Regions from separate parts of the Homo sapiens genome. Here regions 1, 2 and 3 are each linked to region 4. A link is a contact called in ENCODE Hi-C or POLR2A ChIA-PET data. All regions are on one chromosome and are shown on one strand. The core of a region is the stretch at or near the end of the contact, and the rest is flanking DNA. Distances in the headings are between cores, read along the strand shown. Region 1 holds the start of GPSM2 (G protein signaling modulator 2). Region 2 overlaps GPSM2 (G protein signaling modulator 2). Region 3 overlaps LINC02785 (long intergenic non-protein coding RNA 2785). Region 4 holds the start of EEIG2 (EEIG family member 2).

Evidence for each region. A loop is a pair of places that touch in the nucleus more often than their neighbours do. ChIA-PET counts read pairs that join two places held with the same protein, here RNA polymerase II (POLR2A). Pooled maps may share reads with other maps.
Region 1: a loop to region 4 is called in a map of OCI-LY7, with 4 times the contacts of the local background. The contact joins the promoter of GPSM2 here to the promoter of EEIG2 in region 4. A Hi-C loop is called at or near these places in 2 of 168 maps with a recorded cell type or tissue (CD4-positive, alpha-beta T cell and OCI-LY7), 9 of 37 single-sample maps with no recorded cell type and 14 of 50 pooled maps. POLR2A ChIA-PET finds 5 or more read pairs at or near these places in 2 of 52 experiments (WTC11 and activated T-cell).
Region 2: a map of CD8-positive, alpha-beta T cell shows a loop between it and region 4 (19-fold over the local background). The contact joins the enhancer-like site here to the promoter of EEIG2 in region 4. A Hi-C loop is called at or near these places in 6 of 168 maps with a recorded cell type or tissue (CD4-positive, alpha-beta memory T cell, CD8-positive, alpha-beta T cell, K562 and 3 more), 4 of 37 single-sample maps with no recorded cell type and 14 of 50 pooled maps. POLR2A ChIA-PET finds 5 or more read pairs at or near these places in 2 of 52 experiments (WTC11 and activated T-cell).
Region 3: a loop to region 4 is called in a map of B cell, with 4 times the contacts of the local background. The contact joins the enhancer-like site here to the promoter of EEIG2 in region 4. A Hi-C loop is called at or near these places in 2 of 168 maps with a recorded cell type or tissue (B cell and naive thymus-derived CD4-positive, alpha-beta T cell) and 4 of 50 pooled maps.

What each region holds. Positions count from the first base shown.
Region 1 is chr1:108,875,363-108,878,871 of GRCh38, forward strand. It overlaps GPSM2 (G protein signaling modulator 2), which reads left to right and starts at 1,623. Exons shown (of 15, transcript NM_013296.5): 1 at 1,623-1,866. RefSeq lists an enhancer at 1,279-1,378 and silencers at 1,459-1,858, 1,949-2,018.
Region 2 is chr1:108,895,203-108,898,422 of GRCh38, forward strand. It overlaps GPSM2 (G protein signaling modulator 2), which reads left to right. Exons shown (of 15, transcript NM_013296.5): 3 at 1,662-1,883; 4 at 2,290-2,425; 5 at 2,757-2,899. Among named protein-coding and RNA genes, the nearest start is that of GPSM2, 20 kb to the left of the region's middle. Within about 2 kb of position 1,714, at least 3 of the 41 ENCODE cell types and tissues checked have a DNase peak (open chromatin) inside an H3K27ac peak, as active enhancers do.
Region 3 is chr1:108,073,882-108,077,455 of GRCh38, forward strand. LINC02785 (long intergenic non-protein coding RNA 2785) reads left to right here. Exons shown (of 4, transcript XR_001738173.3): 4 at 512-1,510. Among named protein-coding and RNA genes, the nearest start is that of LINC02785, 11 kb to the left of the region's middle. Within about 2 kb of position 1,295, at least 2 of the 41 ENCODE cell types and tissues checked have a DNase peak (open chromatin) inside an H3K27ac peak, as active enhancers do; they include B cell, where a contact is called at or near this core.
Region 4 is chr1:108,558,150-108,561,606 of GRCh38, forward strand. It overlaps EEIG2 (EEIG family member 2), which reads left to right and starts at 1,951. Exons shown (of 11, transcript NM_001010883.3): 1 at 1,951-2,416. The coding sequence starts at 2,280. RefSeq lists a silencer at 1,612-2,151 and enhancers at 2,542-2,641, 3,105-3,154.

The DNA.
Region 1 (3,509 bases), core at 373-2,872, 320 kb after region 4:
CATTCAAGGTCAATCAGCAAGTAAGTAGCAGAATTGGAACTCAAACCCAGGTCTAGTTTGATGATAAAGCTGTTCCTTTAAGCAATTTGCCATAACATGCACCTAATGGGAAATGTTGCTTGGATCACTGGTTATGGCCATCATTCACGGAGATACTGAACCCGGAGTTTTCTTTAACATAGCCTTTACCCTGTAGAAACATTTAAACTTCATTTCAGAAGAGAAATATCTATTTGAAAAATAATCTAAGTAAATTCATCAGATGCTTTACCCCAGAGAGACTCTGGTCTTGGTATTTTGGTTTTTGTTGTTGTTTGAGACGGAGTCTCGCTCTGTCGCCGAGGCTGGAGTGCAGTGGCGCGATCTCGGCTCACTGCAACCTCCGCCTCCTGGGTTCAAGCAATTCTCCTGCCTCAGCCTCCCGAATAGCTGGGATTGCAGGCGCCCACCACCAGGCACGGCTAATTTTTGTATTTTTAGTAGAGACGGGGTTTCACCATTTTGACCAGGCTGGTCTCCAACTCAGGTGATCCCCCCGCCTCGGCCTCCCAAAGTTGCTGGTATTACAGATGTGAACCACCGCGCCCGGCCGGTATTTTGTGAAGAACAAACTATAAGGTGACTACTATTTTGGGGTCACCTTGACATGGAGGAGAGGTGAATGGAAATAAAACTTATTCTTCCCAGTGTCTTTAGAATGTAGGCGCTGAAACTGAGTGAAACTGAGTAAAACTGCCACCCAATTTTCCTGGGAACCAGCGATTCTGTAGTCAACAGAAGTTTGCTTTTCCAACAGCTGGAAACGCCAGGGTTGGGCACAGCCTCAAGAACTGAGGCTGCCTTGTTCAGACTTTCACACGGTCCCTCTGTTCCTTCCACAGAGGCCTCTTTTTCTTCTATATCCCGCATCTGCCGCTTGGGACACTCATTCTGTAGCGCAGCACCAAGTCTTCCAAAAAGGCGGCGCTGGTTTTGCGCTCCTTTTTTAAAGGGATCTAGGCCAGCCTCTATCTGAACTCTGTACGATGTTTTTTGTTTGTTTGTTTTGTTTTGTTTTTGAGATGGAATTTCGCTCTTGTTGCCCAGGCTGGAGTGCAATGGTGCGATCTCCACTCACGGCAACCTCCGCCTCCCGGATTCAAGCGATTCTCCTGCCTCAGCCTCCTGAGTAGCTGGGATTAAAGGCATGCGCCACCACTCCCAGCTAATTTTGTATTTTTAGTAGAGACGGGGTTTCTCCATGTTGGTCAGGCTGGTCTCGAACTCCCGACCTCAGGTGATCCGCCCGCCTCGGCCTCCCAAAGTGCTGGGATTATAGCCGTCCGTCACAGCGCCCGGCCAACTCTAGACAATATTTATTGCTCTACTTTTTAGTGTCTGAAGAAGAAAGAAGAGGACAGGAAAGAAACTTCAGTCTGAGGGTTGAGGACACGTCCCGGAGCAGAGGAGGACCAAGCTCCCAAGCCCCCTGTCACCTTGACACGCAGACGGTTCCCCAGGACTGCGAAGAGGGGGGCAACCAGCGCCCCGCCCCGCCCCGCTGCGCCGCCCGCCATTGGCCGGTCCGAAAGACGCGGGGCGTTGTCGGTTTGAATGAGAGCGCCTGGAGCCGGGGCGCAGGCGCAGAGGAGGGCGGTGTTGAGACCGGCGGAGCGGCGGGACCCCTAGGTGGCGGAGGGACGCTCCGGGAAAGCGAGGGGCGCTACGAGCTCTGGCCCACGTGACCTGCCGGGGGCGGGAGCAGGGGGCGCGCCGGCCTCCTGCGGTGCCCCTGCCTTGGGGAGGGGCCGTGACCACCCGTCTGTCGCCCGAGGCGGCCGCCGCTGCACCTTCACCGCGTACCCGGGACCCGCCCGCCCGCGGGAGGTGAGCGCTTCCGCGACGCGGGTTCTGAGGCGTTTGAGGGGCTCTCGGAGGGAGGTGACAGGGAGGGGTGCGTGTGCGTGCGTGTGGGGCTTCTGTGTCCAGAGGTCTGGGGGTGACGTCCTTTGTTTTGGGCAGGAGGCGGGCTGGGGGCTTGCGGGACCTGTGGGCGCTGCGGGGACGCGGCGTCGATGCTCAAGAAACCAGAAACTCGGCTTGAGGAGTTGCTGCTTTTTTGTCGGAAGGTCTTCAAATGAGAGTAAAGCGTTAAGAGCCTCACTCCTGAGTCTTTTTTTTTTTTTAAGATAAAAACTATACTAGAGTCCAGCGACTTCTTACCACTCTGAATGTGAGTAACAAATTGTGAATCAAAGCCCGAATCCCCGTGGAATTCATTCCGAGGCTGATTGCAATCACTTGGAGTCGGGCGCGTCCTACCTAAACCAGGCAGTTTATGGCAAATACCTGCCTTGACCGTGCTTAAATTAGTGAACTTTTGGGCACCAACTGGTCGATTTACCATAGAAATTGGTAGTTGCTGCAAAAAGAGTAAGTAAACATAAAACGTTAAGAAAACTCTTTCCTGAAATCTATAGAATACCTTCGAATAAAAAAAAATCTGTAATTTCCTTGTTTTAATAGTAACCAGTTAGAGCATTTGAACTAGTAGCATTTGAACTCTGTTAAAGAAAACGAGTAAGGATGGAAATTTTATTGGCCTTAATGCATAATTTAACCACACCGTAGAATTAAACGAAGTAGGTTCTTGGCTTTCCTTTCTATCGGGTTTGCATTGGAGCGTTCGTGGGGTGTGTTGGAAGTCAGCAGGACCAACAGAGCTGAGTTTTCAAGCTGCCACTTTAGAAGGGTGTACCGAAGATTTCTGGCCTGATAATAGCCGGTGTGATTGCTTCTGATAAATACCACTTTTGATTGGGTTCTCACTATTCAGGAGCAGCTTTAGTTGATTGTTTAGAAGTGAATAAACAACATTAAAAAGGGTAGATCACTGTTGGTTGACATGGTGTGTGTAAGGAGAGGGGGGCCTCAGGGATTAGGGGTGGTCTCACACCTACTTCTCTTTACAACTACCACGGAGTCGTTTTCGCAAGCTATTTCCCAGGCTATTACTTATAATTTAAGTATTGGAGCGGTTTCAAAGTAAAAAGTTGTGTGATGTTGTTGTAGAGGCATGTCTCCAAAATCCTCTCTGGCCAGATAAGCAGTTTAATTGTATTTTCTTACATTCTTAAATCAGATATTCGGTGTTACAAACATATTTTAATATAGATCTGAGACTTGCTTACTAGACTAATTAAAACAGTGATAAGATATAGTAGTTTTAAAAATGACCTTTTCATAAACATAAAATATTTCTAAGATCTATCTTTAGAAATTTGTAATTAGTTCTCTGGAATTTTAAAATGGAAAATCTGACATAGATTTAGGTTATTCTAAATTTATTTGAATATATATTAAATATGTCTATTTTATAATAACAGTTACTGTTATTACTACAGCACTATGTTGAGTACTTTTGTTATGTATCAGAGCCAGGTGCTGGGTCAGGTGCTTTATAAATCATGTCTGTAATTATCACAGCACATTTTAGGTAAGTGTCATTATGCCCACACCAACTGAGAGTT
Region 2 (3,220 bases), core at 464-2,963, 340 kb after region 4:
GAGCTCTGCTGTTGTACAGCCAGCATTAAGAACAACTGCTCTATTGGAGTGGCTCAAAGCTCATTCTAGTAAGGAGTAACTTAATGCTGTTCCAAAAATTAAAACATTTGATGAGCTTAATCAGAGCTTCTCAAAGAGTGATATGTATGCCACTGGTGGTACATAAGGTAACTTTACTCACTTTTAGATTTTAATAATTTCATATTTGTTTAATGTGTATTAGAACGGGGTTCCCAACCCCTGGGCCACAGACCAGTACTGTTGTAGCCTGTTAGGAGGTAAGCTGCAGGTGGGCAGGACGAGTGAGCATTTTCACCTGAGCTCCGCCTCCTGTCAGATCAGCAGTACCATTAGATTCTCATAGGAGTGCAAACCCTATTGTGAACTGCACATTCGAGGGATCCAGATTGCACATTCCTTATGAGAGTTTAATGCCTGATGATCTGTCACTGTCTCCAGTCACACCCAGAGGAGACCATCTAGTTGCAGGAAAACAAGCTCAGGGCTCCCACTGATTGTACATTATGGTGAATGTATAGTAACAAGAGGAATAAAGTACACAATAAATGTAATGCACTTGAATCATCCCAAAACAATCCCCTGCCACCCGTCCATGGAAAAATTGTCTTCCACAAAACCGGCCCCTGGTGCCAAAAAGATTGGAGACCGTTGTATTAGAATATACATATAAGTATCGTATCAAATTCACAGTTTCATGAGTACTGCTTTGGATGAAGCTCCATTTTTTTAAAATGATAAGTTAAAGATAGTGTGCCAATTTAAAGGAAATTTGCCAAATTACAGAAATAATTAAACGAATAGGTAGTTCCTACATATGGCAGAAATCATGAAGATGCTGAAGAAACACAATGGCAACTTTGGTGAAGGGCACCCTCTAAAATTTAGGATTTGAATCCAAAGTATCAGTGTTTTTTTCTCCCAGATATGTTTACAGTGACTTAATCCTTCTTTTTCAATTCAGGGACAGACTTTCAAAATTAGTATTTCTGCAAATTTTTGAATCATTGTTTTCTAACTTAGTTTCTTGACACCTAGTTCTCTTGTGAAAATGTGTCTTACAGATCAAGAATATTTTGTTCCTCTATTTTTCTAGGGTATAAGTGGACATGTGGTGGTAAGAAGAGGAAGGAGAGTGAGTGTGTGTTGTGTGTGTATGAGAGAGAGAGCGAGGGATGGATGGCTGGATGGTCAGAGGGGCTGATGAACAGGTGACTAGATTACTTGGATACCTGGGTAGAGAACAATATTAATAATTGTAGGGCCTCACTTTCCTACATACTCATCTTCTCAGACTCTAAGGAAGTCCAGAGGTCTGTTACAACTCAGAATTGTTTGGGAAATACTGCTTTAGGCTCTTTCACTAGTAACGTGGATTGCTCTGGGCCAATTAAAATGAGCTCCACATAAAGATATTTAGCTATCCTGACCTCTCTGAGCAGGCTCAGAGAAATTCGAATAGGCAAATTACCTCTTGCTACAAATAACTGCTTACTGTTTTATCAGGAATGTATATAAACTTCAGTTATAGAGGCAGCTGCCCTGAACAAGAGTAGCCGCTTAAATTATATTACGGGAAGTTAAAAATACTGTGATGCAGCTGTAATGTTATGTTTAAATGTCTGTCCTGTATAATTTTGTAGAATGGAAGCTTCTTGCCTAGAGCTGGCCTTGGAAGGGGAACGTCTATGTAAATCAGGAGACTGCCGCGCTGGCGTGTCATTCTTTGAAGCTGCAGTTCAAGTTGGAACTGAAGACCTAAAAACACTTAGCGCTATTTACAGCCAGTTGGGCAATGCTTATTTCTATTTGCATGATTATGCCAAAGCATTAGAATATCACCATCATGATTTAACCCTTGCAAGGTAATTAATTTAAGCTTTTAAATATTCTTCCTTCTGAAATTAGCTATTACTTTAAAAAATATTTCTATTCAATTAACAAAAACTAACTTAATACATTTAATGAGTTCTACTTCAGTAACATCGCTTTTCAAAACTAACCTTTAGGCTGAACACAGTTTAATTGAATGAATAGTAGTGAATTGACCCTAGAGTTTAATTAAATGGATGAAAACTAATTACATTCAAATCCAGAAATGTAAGTTTTAAATATTTATTTAAAGTAGGTTTCAAAGCCAATGGGTTTTTCTTACCTTAAGCATGTCAGTTTGTCCTCTTGGAAAACTGTACTCTGGCTACTTTATATTTTAACACCATTTGTATTTTAATACCATTTGGTTTTTTGTTTTTTGTTTTTTGTTTTTTTCAGGACTATTGGAGACCAGCTGGGGGAAGCGAAAGCTAGTGGTAATCTGGGAAACACCTTAAAAGTTCTTGGGAATTTTGACGAAGCCATAGTTTGTTGTCAGCGACACCTAGATATTTCCAGAGAGCTTAATGACAAGGTAATACCGCAGCATTAGATGGTAGGCCTAATATTTTCATTCAAAGGGCTTTGCATTTTAATACTATTTAATTATTCTATAGTTTATTTTAAAATTAATACCAAAAAAGAAAACATTTATAGACTAATAGAAGTAAAAGAAAAAAAATTTAATGGAGAAAAAGAAGGAAATAGTAAGAGGTCTTTCATAAGTAATTATTTGATTGGTTCTGTATGGAGAGCCAATATAAAAATTTTTTTCCCTTGTCCGTAATACTAAGGATATTACAAATATATATGATAAACCTGACCTCTGTTTTCAAAATGTAAACTTTGCTGATGTCTTCATTTAGGTGGGAGAAGCAAGAGCACTTTACAATCTTGGGAATGTGTATCATGCCAAAGGGAAAAGTTTTGGTTGCCCTGGTCCCCAGGATGTAGGAGAATTTCCAGAAGAAGTGAGAGATGCTCTGCAGGCAGCCGTGGATTTTTATGAGTGAGTAGGGGCTGATATGGGCAGTCATGTAGGCCCATCTAAGCCGTGGATCTGCTGTACGTTCTTTATTCAGTAGTAAGTTTTTAAGTTTGGCAAAGATTTTAAAGTTATGAACTAGCAAAATCATCAATTCAGTTGCTTAAATGTTACAGTGTTATATTAGTAGTAATCTGCAGCTTTCATTTAAGTTGCAGACCAGTGCCACTTAGTGGCAAAAGCAAGAAATGTCAATGGTTGGTCTGTTATTTAGAGTAATTTAGTCTTTTACCAATAGAATTTCATAGAACTACTTAACTATAGGGGTTCCAAGATTAACTCTGT
Region 3 (3,574 bases), core at 45-2,544, 480 kb before region 4:
TGTCTTTTAGATTTGGTGATAAGCATAGGTTGACCTTTGTATGGATAAGGCATTCATAAGTCAGATGTTTCCATCCTTAAGGACCCATGCTTATCTATCCTACAGTTTTAACACAGCTTACCTATTTGCTTGTTTTGTTGTTGTTGTTGTTGTTTTTAAAGAATGAGTTTTAGATGATCGTCTTCCATTACTAAACTTCAGAGGAATAAAGTATAGGTTGCTTTTATCCAAGGGAAGAGAGGATGCTTAGCCAATTATTTCTTCCAATAGCTTTTGTTTTTATTATCTTGTCATTCAATAATCAATAGCCAGTGAAGAAAAATGAAAATTGTTGACTTCTGGAAGTCAGGAGTATTTTTATTATTACATACTGTTCATGACAGTTTTTAAAACAAATCTCATACAGTAACAAATAATCCCACTAGCTGTGTATAACCCCTAAATTGTAGGAAGAAATAGGCAACCGCAGGAGATTTGGAACCCACACGTTTCCCTCACCTCCTCTCCACAGGGCTTTGCCTTCCAGTGTCTACTTGGCCTTCCAGTGTCAGACAGCTTCTTGCACCTGACCCACTCAGCTGAGGACACAGATGTCAAAAAAAAAATCATAAATACAGAATTCCAGAAAATTTTACCAATATGTTATATTTGCTGTGGTTGCTTTATAGATTTTTAAAAATTATTGGTCCAGTAACAGGTCTGAAATTTAACCCTTCTCCTGCTTTTGAAGCATTTTTTAGGTAAGTAGTTTTCATGCTTTGATGTATATCATCAGAATTACCTGGGTGGTGGATCTGGAAATGTGTATTTTTAAAGTTGGTGTTTTTATTAATAGACTTTATTTTTTAGAACAGTTTTAGACTTACAGAAAATTAAGGCAATAATACAGAAGGTTATCCACACACACACATAGAGTTTCCCCTATTAACATCTTACATTAGTATGGTACCTTTGTTGCAATTAAGGAACCGATATTAATATATTATTATTAACAAAAGGCAATAGTTTACTTCAATTTCCTTAGATTTTACCTAATGCCTTTTTTCTGTTCTAGAATCCAATTCAGGATCCCATATTGTGTGTTTAGTTAATATGTCTCCTTATGCTGCTCTTGGCTGTGACCATTTCTCAGACTTCCCTTGTTTTTGGTGATCTTGACAGTTTTAAGGAGTACTGTAATATTCAAGTGTTTTGTAGAATTGCCCTATATTGGAATTTGTCTGATGTATTAGTCTCGAGTTATGAGTTTGGGGAAGGAGGATCACAGAGGTAAAGAACCACTGTCATCATAGTCTATAAAGGGTACATGTTGTCACATGACTTATGGGTGTGGTTGACCTTGAGCATTTGGCTTCAGTAGTATTAGACAGATTTCTACGTCGTAACGTTACTCTTTCATTTCCCCTTTTCATAACGTATTCATTGGAAGGAAGTCACTATATGCAGCCCACACCTAAGGAATGGGGAGTTATGCTCCCCCTCCATTAGGATGTAATCTACATAATTTGGAGTTTTCCTGCATAGGAGATTTATCTCCTCTCTATAATTTATTGCTTTATTCAATAATTTCTTTATGTCAGTATGGACTCATAGATATTTATTTTATACTTTGGGTTATACTCTAAAGTGACTTTATTTATGTTGTTTCTCAAAATATGCTAGCTTTGGCCAGTGGGAGCTCTTTCAGTTAGCTCATGTACACTTTTGACGTACCCCATCTGTGTGTGTGTGTGTGTGTGTCTGTGTGTGTGTGTGTGTGTTGAGTATTTACTTACCTTCTGGCACTACAAAATGCTCTACAGTCATTTCATGTAGTCACTGCCCCAGTCCTAGAATCAACCATTTCTCCAAATAGCCCTGGCGCCTTTTATTGAAGAATAGTATAAGAAACCAAGATTTGAGTGCTTGGTGTGCTCCTTACTACTGGATGTCATTTCTTTTACACCTTGTCAGCTCACAGAGCAAAGAAATACATGTGCATATAAGAAGCTGTGTGTGTAAATATACAGCTTGGAAACACCTGTATCTACTTTAAGTTAAACATGAGTTCTTACCGATGTCATCAACTCTACTCCATTACCACATGGATCATTCTCTCACTTACCTATCATCTCCCACTCAAACAGTAAGGAACCTGGCTCCCACCATCTGCAAATTCTTTTACAAAAAATTAATTGTTCAATTCCAGCAGACATGTATAGCAGTATCAGAATTGTTAATACTTCCATGAGAAACAACTTTTTAAAATAAAATACACTACTTAATGTGCCTTTAGCCTTATACACCCCATTCATTTCCAAAGTTACCTATGTCAGTGCCTTTTCTCCCTTCAGGGAATGAAATATTATTATGATATATATAATTATAATAAAAATATTATATATATAATTATAATAAAAATATTATTATTATTTGTTTTTTGAGATGGAGTCTCACTCTGTCTCCCAGGCTGGAGTGCAGTGGCACAGTCTCAGCTCACTGCAACCTTCGCCACCTGGGTTCAAGCAATTCTCCTGCCTCAGCCTCCCAAGTAGCTGGGATTGCAGGTGGCTGCCACCACGCCCAGCTAATTTTTGTAGTTTTAGTAGACACGGGTTTCATCACATTGGCCGGGCTGGTCTTGAAGTCCTGACCTCAGGTGATCCACCTGCCTAGGTCTCTCAAAGTGCTGGGAGTGAGGGCATTTTATACATTTATAATACAATTAGATTCTCTTGCCACAGTCTGCATTTTCTCCTGGGATCCCTGACCTCCTAAATTATTTATTAAATTTGCATACATTAAGGCTTATTCTTTATGTTGTAAAGTCATATGGGTTTTGACAAATGCATAATATCATGTATATATTGTCACAGTATCATACAAGATAGTTTTACTGCCCTAAAACATCCCTGTACTTCATGTATTCATGCTTTCTCCCACCCCAAGTCCTGGACAAACCACTGATCTTTTTATTGTCTATACGGATTTGTCCTTTCCAGAATGTCATACAGTTGGAATGAGAAAGTAGCCTTTTTAGACTGGCATCTTTCACTTACCTGTATGCATTTAAGCTTCCTCCATGTTCTTTTGTAGTTTGATAGCTAATTTCTTTTTATTGCTAAATGATATTCCATTGTATGGATCTACCACAGTTTGGTTATCCATCCATCTATTAAAGGACATCTTTATTATTTCTAGGTTTTACAATTATAAGTAAAGCTGCTATAAACATCTGCGTGCAGGTTTGTGAACATAAGCTTTCAGCTCAATTGAGTAAATACCCAGGAGTATGATTGCTGAATAGTATGATAAGATTATGTTTAGCTTTGTAAGAAACTGCCTGTCTTCCAAAGTGGCTGTACCATTTTGCATTCCCACTAGCAATCAATAAGAGTTTCTGTTGCTCTGCATCCTCACGATCATTTAGTGTTATTGGGTTTGTTTTTTAAAAGATATTAGTCACTCTAACATATGTGTAGTGATATACCATTGTTTTAATTTGCAATTCCCTAATGATGCATGATGTTAGAGCATCTTTTTATGTACTTCTTTGCATATATCCACTTTTGTAGTGTCTGGAAATTTGTATTTT
Region 4 (3,457 bases), core at 701-3,200:
TTCTTTCTCTCTCTCTTCTCTCTCTCACACACACATACTCACATACCACACACACACACTTTAGTTGATCTGTTTGCATATCTCTGTTTTTCTCCATTCCTTTATAAGCCCCTATGTCTTATTCATTTGCATCTCTAGTACCCAGCATAGTGCCTGGCACACAATAGAACTTTGTAACTACGAATGTTACATGATTAAAACCGTCTGGGCTTCCAGGCCATCTCTTTCTTCATCTCCTTTTTCTCTTGACTGCTTGTTCTTAGGCACCTTCACGATCTCCTCTTTGCCTACCCTTTAAATATTCTTCAGAGTAACTCATCCTTATCCACCTTTTGGGCTTCAGCCATCAGCGATTACCTCAATTCCCAAATGTATATTTTCAATTGCCAATGCATTTTTATGAGCTAAGGCTGCCTCTCTCTCCCTAGATGTACTGCAAGCAGATCCCATAAAGACTCATTATCTCTTCCATTCCCAACCTGCCCTCCTCTTGCTTTCAATGTTCAGTCAATGAAATTAACATTCATCCAGTGCTCTAAATGACAAATCTCAAAGTCCCCAAATGCATCTCACTGTCTTTGCCCCCTGTCCTGCAGGGTAAGAAGCTTTATCCATTACCAAATCCCCACCCCCGAACCTGCCTCTGAATCTTTTTTTTTTTTTAATTTATTTCTCCTAGAACAACTTACCCCACTTTGTCCCAAATCATTTTCATCCTTTGAAATTCAGAAAACTGATTAACTTCAATTAATTGCTTCTCTGAGTTCTACATAGCTTGGTGCTAGGTTGTGTTTTTTTAATGACCTGTCTAAACATGTCTTCCTCACTAGATTGTAAAATTCTTGAGGGCAGTTATTGGCTTTTGGTTATGGGGTCTAGCCGATGATTGACATTTTAAGCAATTTTTTTATATGAATGAATGAGTAAACGAGTAAACTGAGAAAGAAAATATTTTCAATTAAACCCTTTCAGAATTACTGTGGCAGAATCTGAGTGAAAATGACAATAACTCAGTTTAAAAACATGAACATCACGTAACCAACTTTGTAACATTCATTGTAACAATACATGCATGATTACAGAAGGCAGGTAATTGTTATTCCCCTAGGGAGATTTTTTTTTAAGCCTGCTCTGAAGATTTTGTTTTGTTTTTAAGACAGGGGCTTGTTCTGTTGCCCAGGCTAGAGTGCAGTGGCGCGATCTCCGATCATTGCAAGCTCCGCTTCCCCGGCTCAGGCTAACCTCCCTCCTCAGCCTCCCGAGTAGCTGGGATTACAGCGTAGCCATGCCAGACTGCCTGCAGAATTTGATTTTAAGCATTTCAGTTCTCAGTATAGACAGACAAATTTTTAAAGGGAGGGTATTATTTTAACTGCTTCTTTGCTCTTTTATCTTTTGTCCTGGGTGACAGGAACTAGATAAGCTATACCCCAGAGAAAGCGCCTGCAGCAGTACGGTGCCTGGGCCCTTGATAGTCCCTCAGCACATCATTTTCCTTTTTCCTACCTTATCTTCCTTTTATATTTGAAGGCTCGTGAATTTAGAGTACCTAACGGAAATTTTAGTTTTAGGATTTCAATTTGACCAAAACAACGCTGAGATTTTAATTGCCTCTATTAACCCATGGCTCTCAAACCCAAAGGAAAGAAACCACTGGAGGGGGTGGGGGAGAAAGGAGGCGGTGCAAAAACTGAAAAGAAAGGCGGAGAGGAAGCGGTAGAAGGAAGCTTTCTCTGTCGGGTTTGTCTTTTTTTAACCCCAGAAAGGCGTGACGTGCTAACTGCCGTCGCGGGTTAGAGTCCGCGGCCAAGCCCGCGCCCGCCCACAAAGTCCCCGCCCTCCCTCCGGCTTCCGCCCCGCCGTGCGCTGCAGGCCGCGGCCGCTGGGGGCGCCCCCGACCCCCGAGGCGCTGAGGCGGCGGTTCCTCGAGCCTCGCCTCTCCCGACTCCCAGACGGGCGGCAGCGGCGGCGGAGGCGGCGGCGGCGGCGGCGGCGAGCTGAGCACCAAAAGGGCGCTCACCTCCCCGGGCGAGCTGCAGCACGACCGCTCCCCGCGGGCGGTCGGGGTCCGCGCCGCAGCTGCCGCCGCGTTCCGGCCCAGGCTGCCGCGAGAGGCGGCGGCAGCGGCCCCGGCCGCGGCCGGCCTGCGGCGCCCCCCGGCCGCGCCCCCGCGCACAGCTCGCGGCCCCGGCCATGGGGCTGGGCTGATCCGGGGCTCGGCCAAGCTGAGGCGGCGGCGCCCGGCCGTGCGCCCAGCTTGCAGGCGCCTGGCTCTCACGATGATGAAGAAGAAGAAGTTTAAGTTTAAGGTGGACTTCGAGCTCGAGGAGCTCTCCTCAGTGCCCTTCGTCAATGGGGTCCTCTTCTGCAAGATGCGGCTGCTGGACGGCGGCAGCTTCACCGCCGAGTCCTCCAGGTAACTCGCCTCCCGCGCCGCCTCGCCCCTTTCTGCTTGGCCAGGGCTTGTTGGATGGGCAGCATCTCTCCTTGGCCCATTTGCTCGCCTTTCCCTAGGGACCGCTCTAAAATCAGTCGAATTTATTGATCTGCAAAGTGCTTTGCAAATGGGTTCTTCTCAGCTGGCCTTGGTTCCTGCGCTCCTGACTCCAGATGGTGCCTGGTATCTGCTCTTCCCTCCCAAATCCTCTAGGAATGGGAGCAATGGCCAGAGAGGGAGGATGCTTCTGTTTTCTCTTAAGACATTTCCATATTTGTGAAATGCAAAGTAGAACTTGAGCTGTTAAAAACTAAAATAACCCAAACTGCAGGAGTTCCAAGAGCCCAGCTCTGAACAGAAACCTGTGCTTAGCACAATTCCTTCTCCCTTGTAGATTACAAGGGGACTTGGCCACCCACTCTGAGGCTGGGGTAGGCCTGGCCAGGCTTGACTTGAGTCAAGTGCTCCTGGCAGACGAGACAACGGTCTGTGCCTCATCAGAGAGCGGCGTCTCCAGTTAGGCGCTAATGCTGGATGAATTAGTCTTGAAGTGGCCACTAGTAGGTCTCCTTGTGGGAGGGCTTAGAGCCAGATGGGGAGCCCAGGCCCTGCCCTCATTTTAAAATGAGCCCCTGGGCACTCCCAGAGAGAGGCATTAGCAGGTTACAGAATGAAGCTATTAAATAATAGGTGTGGCATTAATAATAGGTGTGGCAGTGTTTCTTGAGTAATTTCAGAGCTACTCACAGGTTGACAGATGTACCCTAAGGTGCTTTCTTTAAAATATATACATAGAGAGAGAAAACAATTTTTTAAATGAACTTTTGAGTTCCTGAGATCAAGAAGGGTTAAAAGTTAATGTTATTTTGCCCATATATACTGGTCTTAGGCTTTATTTCTGCCCTAAAAATATTCTACTTAAAAAAAATTCCGTCATCCCATTTATAGTATAAAGGAAATAATGTCACTGGATTGTGGAATTGGGGCTAGAAACTTGTCTTTGGGGCAATATTGAAGCCT